3 separate regions of the Homo sapiens genome follow, and all the other regions are linked to region 3. Evidence: read pairs that join two places in POLR2A ChIA-PET (ENCODE). Cell type or tissue: MCF 10A. All regions are shown on one strand. Region 1 has its middle 31 kb from the start of LINC02529. Region 2 overlaps FNDC1 (fibronectin type III domain containing 1). Region 3 holds the start of LOC124901450 (a long non-coding RNA gene).

What was found. Peaks named below come from ENCODE experiments on the same cell type or tissue, not always from the same donor. Only the 100,000 strongest peaks of a DNase experiment are listed, where the experiment ranks them.
Region 1: POLR2A ChIA-PET joins it to region 3 with 5 read pairs; 2 of 35 experiments call an interaction of 5 or more read pairs at or near these places.
Region 2: POLR2A ChIA-PET joins it to region 3 with 5 read pairs; 2 of 35 experiments call an interaction of 5 or more read pairs at or near these places.

Annotation. Positions count from the first base shown.
Region 1 is chr6:159,413,520-159,416,019 of GRCh38, forward strand. No RefSeq gene overlaps it. Among named protein-coding and RNA genes, the nearest start is that of LINC02529, 31 kb to the left of the region's middle. In MCF 10A, no CTCF peak of the experiment used is centred here; no DNase peak of the experiment used is centred here.
Region 2 is chr6:159,181,963-159,184,462 of GRCh38, forward strand. The region is part of intron 1 of FNDC1 (fibronectin type III domain containing 1); the gene reads left to right. Among named protein-coding and RNA genes, the nearest start is that of FNDC1-AS1, 13 kb to the left of the region's middle. In MCF 10A, no CTCF peak of the experiment used is centred here; no DNase peak of the experiment used is centred here.
Region 3 is chr6:159,632,419-159,634,918 of GRCh38, forward strand. LOC124901450 (a long non-coding RNA gene) reads right to left here and starts at 1,304. Exons shown (of 2, transcript XR_007059840.1): 1 at 1-1,304. In MCF 10A, a CTCF peak has its summit at 969 (motif pointing right); a DNase peak (open chromatin) is centred at 973.

The DNA of each region.
Region 1 (2,500 bases), 220 kb before region 3:
TGCATAGACTCAGTTGCCTATTGAGAGAAGATCGTACAGGTTAGCTCTGTGTCCATCTTCAGATGTGGTGCAAGGTCACTGCAGAAGTTTTGTCTGAAGACTCCCCCAGGCAAATAAGCTTCAGCACACACTACCCACATGTCCTCACCCTGTTCCTGGCAGGTGCATAGTTGACAAGTTAACGTCCTAAAAGATGGTTGAGCTTGTGAGAAGAAATTTCCCCTTGGAAATACCCATGTTTAGAAGGAAGGAGAATATATATTCAAAAGTAAATCTCTTGCATTGTGTAGAATTGCCGCTGTTTTGATTTCATTGTGATTAATTCATATCGTGGGCATGTTTCATAGATTTGAAGTAGCATCATTATTTATTAATAAAAGCAAACAATCACAACGGACCATAGTTTGAAATAAAGACATCTGATTTCAGGTTTCTACTATACCACTTCATAGCTTTTGATGTTGGGCTGGTTATTTAATCTGTCAAAGATTCTATTTCCTCAACAAGGGCATGGGAATAATATCTGATGATCAAATGAATCTATTTATTTATTCATTCTACCTGCACTCATTGAGCACCTACTACATAGTGTGAGACCGAGGAAACATAAAAAATCAATGGGAAAGAAAGCTCAAAGCAAATGTCATTTATCTCTAATATTTGCTTCCATTCTGCTTAAAGGTCCCAAATTCCTGTTCTGATCCCAAGCAATCATTTCTACAACAGCCACCCCCAGTGGCGAAATGGATGGAACACAGACCCTGCTCCTGGGCAAACACTTTAAAATTAGTCAGGTCATCTTTCTAAGTGGAAACCCATTGCCGTATATCTGATGACAAACCCTCAGTGATGCTGCAGTCTGGTGCCTTAGCTGCTCCATCGGACTGGAGAGCTTGAATATTAGAAATAATCCCTCAGATGCATGTGCTTCTGAGCTCATTTCTTTTAGATGAGAAGGGGATACCAAATGTTGCTGAGCCCCAGTTTTCTCACCCACCAAATGGAGGACATAAAAGCTCTTATCTTACAGAGTTTTTATCAGGACATGAAATTAAACATGTGATGTGCTTAGCAAGTCTCTAGTGTGTAGTAAGTGCTCAATAAATCCTTATTATTATCATCATAAACCTCCACATAATACCCACATTTCAACTTGCCCTTTCATCTCAGTAAATTGCTCCATTTCCATGAATGCTTCCTCAATGCAAAGATGTTTCCTTTCCCTGAGATCTAAGTCAGAGATATGACTGGATGAGAATGTGACCAGCAGCTTCTCTTTGGCTACCAACAGGGTAACTTCTGTTTGGAAACTTTTATTCATTACAACAAGCCACCTGGTTCAAAATCAATAGTGTGAGAAAACACTCTGTAGGGAAGAAGGATTTCATGGGAAAGAGTTCATGCCACGTCATAGGCTTTGACTGTTTCTCCTCCAAATATCCAAAGGCCAATGTCCTACCCTAGGGAAAACAAATGGGAGGCTCTTGGCACCCAGTCTGGCTTTGCAGTATTGAAAAAAGGCATATAACTTTTCAAATTTCCCCGTAAGAGGGAATAAGAAGTGTGGAGCAGATACCTTCATAGAAAAGGTCTGAAAGAGCTTCAGAATCCCTAGCTGACTGGTAAAAATGTCTCTCCCAAAGCTATTCAGTAAATACTGGAGGAAGTAACTGCTTTTTCAAATGTGAAGACAGCAACACAAAACTTCAAGAAACACATAAAATCAAGGGAACATAACATCACCAAAGGAACACAATAATTTTCCAGTAACCAATGCCAAAGAAAGTAGATATATACAAATTGTCTGACAAATAACTCAAAACAATTGTTTTAAGGAGGATCAGCAAGCTATAAGAGAACACAGATAGACAAATAAATGATATCAGGAAAACAGTATGTAAAGAAAACAAGAGGTTCAACAAAGAGATAGAAGTCATAAAGAACCAAATCAGGAGCTGAAGAATTCAATGAATGACATGAAAAATAAAATAGAGAGCATCAGCTTAAGCAGAAGAAAGAATCTGTGAACTCAGAGATAAGTCATTTGAAATTATCCAGTTAGAGGAGAAAAAAAGAAAACAGAACAAAAAGAAATGAAGAAAGCCAAAGAGAAACTTCATAAAGCTACCAGCAGATTTCTCAGCAGAAACCTTGCATACCAGCAGAGGGTGGGATGACATATTCAAGATGTGAAAGAAAAAAAACTGCCAACCAAGAATACTTTACCCAGCAAAGTAGGGGGGCACATAAAGACTTTCCCAGACAAAACTGAAGGAGCTCATCGCTGCTAGACCTGCATTACAAAAAATTCTAAAGGGAGTTGTTCAAGCTGAAATGAAAAGATGCTAATTATAACATGAAAGCATTTGAAAGTGTAAAACTTACGGTTAAGGATAAGTATATAGTAAAATTCAGAATACTCTATAACTGTAATGATAGTACATAAGACTTGTAACTCTAGTTTAAAGGTTAAAAGGAAAAAGCATTAAAAATAACTATA
Region 2 (2,500 bases), 450 kb before region 3:
TTCCACTCCACCCATCAATTTCCTTCTACTGCTCTCTGATAGCCTGGGAGAATTGAAGCATCTTGTTTTGGCTAATAATTCTCAGAATCCACATATGTACCTGCTGATATTCAAACAAACCACACCCAAAGGATGTGAGGCCTTGGGGTGATCTTATTTTCACAGCTGCATCATGACTGCACTTTCAATGCTAGCACCTAGGGAGGCTGAGGTTCAGGGTACAAACACTAGATATCATCTGAGCAGATTGTGTGTCCCTCTTAACAAGCATGCGGAATCTGACTTGGGGTCCTTGGGATGAGTTCCGTGGGGTCCACTGGCACTCTGAAATTGTAATGTAGTTTCATTACAGGAAACAATTCTCAGCATTTTGAGGAGTCAAAGATAGGCTAGGTCACAGCCACAGAGAGGGACAGACTATGTGTCCTCTTGGAATTCAAGCCCTGGAAAGCAGTGAGTGACCCAGGGCTTCCACACATGGGGAAAATCTCTAGTAAAAGCGCTCTTTGAATTCCATTAATGCCATACTCTGTTCTCTGATTATCCTAGCTTTGGGAGGACTTCCTTTCCCCTGGGCCCTGATAATGTTTCTTGTTAGTGGCACTCAGCTGATAGTAAATGCCTGATACCCTCACTCTTTCATGTGCCAATGTAGTGCTTCCTTCAGTAGATTGAAGCCCATTGCCTTTCTTACATATCTCCAAATTAATTCACTTGTATTCCCAGGGGAGTGGCTTTCTTAGTAACTCTATGTCACCCAATTGAATAGCATATTCAAAGATGTTTACCTTTGAAGGTAGGGAAATGTGTTGGAATTTGCCTGGGTCTGTCCAGTCATGGAAATCACTGAAGACTATTTTGGATTTACAATCAATAGGCAGATGGAAGAGGAGAAGCTGAATCAGATTATCTAAGTTTCCTTTCAACTGTCAAGATTTAAAAATTCCAATTAAAAGTATGTTTTCCAAGATGGAAGGAAATGAGGACCAAATGCCAGCTCTGCTGTGTGCGGAGGGAGAATTGGCCAAGAGCTGAGATACTGGGAATCAGGCTGGGTCATTTTGTACCAGGTTGTGATTGGGGATATCAGGTGTTCTGTGGCATTTATTCCTCATGTTGATGTTATCTCACATGTGTGGAGTGTTTTATGATTTTCTTTCATATTTTATTCTTGCATCAATCCTATGAGGTAGGTAGGATTAGCTACATTCATAGAAAAATGGACTAAGTTTGATATTTGTAGAGAGAAACTTGAGTGGCATATTTGCTTTCTTTGAGGGCCTTGAATGGTGGTGGACACTCTCTTTCAAGAGGAGAAAAATGGGTTCTTTTCAGCCTTGACTTGACTTGACATTGGGGGACATTCCCTTCTTCCTGAAAATCTCTCCTGCTTCCATGATGCAACTTTTTTCTGGTTCTCCTACCACTAAAATTTCAGATTTAAACTGTCATCCCTCAGACCTCTGCGTTCTTTGGGTGGAGATGTCAAGTAGACAGTTGGACACACTGGAGCTCAGAGGGGAAGCCAGGCTGGAGTTGGGAATTCAGGAGCCTTCCACATATGGATGGTCTTTGCAGTCATAGCACCAGGTGTGCTACATGGGTAGAGAAGGAAGGAGTGCAGTAGAGAAGAGGGAAAGCCAGAGCTGGGCTCTGCAGTGCTCTACCATTTAGAGTTCTGGCAGAGGAGGAGGAGCTGGCAAAGGGGACCAAGACGGGGTGACCAATGATGTGGAAGAGAAACCAGGGAGTGTGGCATCCCAGAAGCTAGTCTAGTGGTCAGGGAGGACCTGAGAAGACTTGCTTCTAGGAGGAGGCGCTCACTGTTGTCGGACATAGAGTAAGCTGAGGAGCAAGAGATGAAGATTTGGCAGCATGAAATCTTGCGTTCACAAGATCCATTCAGGGCACGAGCTCATGTGTCCTTATGAATTCAGCTGCCACCACTGGCTTTCAGTTTTATATCTTTGGTTCTGATTTATCTCTGGGTTTATACTTATTGCTTTTAATTATAATTACAGCTGAGAGGGAACAAAGTATAGTAGAAAGAGCATGGTCCATAGTTTCAGATGGGTCTGAGCTTGACTGTCACTTACTAGATGTGTGCCCTTGGGCAAATCACTTAACTCTCTGTGACTCAGTTTCCTTATTTATAAAAATGCGAACACCAAAGTGCAGTGCACAGGCTTTGAAATGGGGATCAAAGAGAAAATAGTTATGATAACACAGCTCATTTTAAATCACTTCTATATTGCCAGTTCCTTGCTTAGAATCTGACACATAGTAGGCACTCAGTAAATCTCTGTTCCATAAATGAATGAAATGGCTGGCACTAAGTAGGTGGTCAGCAAATGTTCCTTTCCTTTCTTTTTTACTTCCTTAAATATTTTTTTCTATATTACAAACGGATCCAAAACTTAAACTCTTAGTTTATTAGGTGTGTAGTGTATTTTCCCCTTTTTATTGATAATTTACCTATGCCCATTCATAATCATTAAAT
Region 3 (2,500 bases):
TTGACCTAAGTAACTTCTTAACTTTCTGTTTTTTATAAATTAAAAAACGCTGATATAAAAAATAATGGACTAGGGCCAGGCGCGGTGGCTCACACCTGTAATCCCAGCACTTTGGGAGGCCAAGGCAGGCAAATCACAAGGTCAGGAGTTCAAGACCAGCCTGTCCAACATGGTGAAACCCCATCTCTACTAAAAATACAAAAATTAGCCAGGCATGGTGGCACGTGCCTGTAATCCCAGCTACTTGGGAGGCTGAGGCAGAAGAATCACTTGAACCCAGGAGGTGGAGGTTGCAGTGAGCCAAAACCACACCACTGCACTGCAGCCTGGTAACACAGCAAGATTCCGTCTTAAAAAAAAAATGGACTAGGAGGCAAGACCTTCAGGATTTCAATCCCAGCTGCTGTGCTGAGAGTTATTATCACTTTGTGTGCATTCTCCTGGTTCAAAGCCAGTGCTCAGTAAATGATATTATTCTTATTGTCAGTCTCTCTAAATGGCGCAAATGTCCGTTTCTCATAGTAAGTATAATAAGACAGACAACACACTTACCAGGAAGGGGAATTCTAAGATTAGGAAGACACAGCAGGTAGCTTTCAGCCAATATCTCAAGAATAGAATAGGAAAAATTCTGGCATCAGAGCTGGCTTGAGCCCTAAGATGGCCAGTTATTTTTATTTTTCAACAGCTTTCTGTGTTGTAAATTAAAAGTAATGTTCACTTTTAGTCAGTAGGTTTTTCTTTAGCCTAAATTACAGTCTTTTAATTAAAAGTATTAGCATGCCTTCCTTAAAATTATTACTAGTTAGTGACTTCAGTTATAAGAAATTTTATGTAATTATTTCTATGACACACTAGTCTTGTGGATGGCCTCATTTTACAAAAGAAATACAAAAGGCAAAAGCGGTACCTCAGTGGCCAGGATGTACAGAAACAGACATGCCCAGCCTCTCGATGCAAATTCTTTCCTCTAGGTGGCACTGGGGTACGATTGTATTCTAGGAGCTATATCTCATATTTTTAGTAATGGGGTTCATGAGCACTTGTTATTAAACTGAACAATCACACTCATTTACAAGTGATAAGGACCAGAACTGATATCAACTGATTAAATATTGTGCTTACCCTAAAAACCATTCCAGGAAAACGATATGAAGTGATTTGAGACTCGTTGGTTCCAGTTTTATATGCCATAATACTCTCAATTCACTTCCACTATAATTGAGCTCACATATTCAAATAAAGAAGAAAGAACAACTGGGCATGGTGGCTCACACCTGTAATCCCAGCACTTTGGGAGGCCGAGGTGGGCGGATCACTTGAGGTCAGGAGTTCGAGACCAGCCTGGCCAACATGGTGAAACCTCATCTCTGCTAAATATATGAAAATTAGCTGGGTGTGGTAGTGCGCGCCTGTAATCCCAGCTACTCAGGAGGCTGAGGCAGAAGAATCGCTTGGATCCAGGAGGCGGAGGTTGCAGTAAGCTGAGATGACACCACTGCACCCCGGCCGACTCTGTCTCAAAAAAAAAAAAAAAAAAGTCACAGAAAATTGAGCTCTTTCACTGAAGTTTCACCAGCTATTACAATGCCATAAAATGACGGATCGCTTAGCCCACACTCTCTGAGGATAATGTTTGGACTTCCAGTTGAGATCCCTCATCCGCATTCTTTCTTCTTCAAATGCATAGAAATCTGGGTAAAGTTAGTTATTCACTAGTATATACCCAAGCTCAGAAGCAAGAAAGAGAAAGTGCTAGAAGAAAGAGAAAAGAAGGAACCTTACAGAGTGGGCAGGTTGGAGGAAATCTCCAGCTGGCCTGTAAGGGAGGAAGCAGAGGCAGATGGAGAAACACCCTGGGGCAGGCCACCCAAAGGCAGAAACTGAGGATGAAAGAGCCAAGGAGTGCAAGCTCCTGAAGTGGGCCTGGCCCAGGGTGGGGAATTACTGTTACTACTTCAGCAAGAAGAAAATTTAGCCCAGAAGGGAGAAGAGTGCATGAAGCAATGAGCTTAAAACAAACAACAGAAAACTTGGAAACTCTAAATAAACACCTATCTCAAATATAAAAATAACAACTCCTTTTGAGATTACAAACAAATGTGGAACTAAAATAATAGATAACAACATGGAAGATGATAAGTGGATTCAAAGGGAAGTTACAGCATTCTAAGGTCGCTGTTCATGAGTAGGATAAAGATATTTATTAACCTTAGACTTTGTTAGAAAAATAAAAATTATATATATGTGAATAGAAATAGAACTTATATTAATAATTTCTAAATCCACAGAAGAATAAGGGAAACTTTTTATAAAAAGAAAGGAAAGAGAAAGAGAGAGAAAAAAAGAAAAAGCTCTTTTAGTTCAATAGAATGCAGTAAAGAAAAAATAAGAACTTGGCCAGCATGGTGGCTCATGAATCTCAGTACTTTGAGAGGCTAAGGCAGGAGGATTGCTTGAGCCCAGGAGTTCAAGACCAGCCTGGGCAACACGGCGAAAC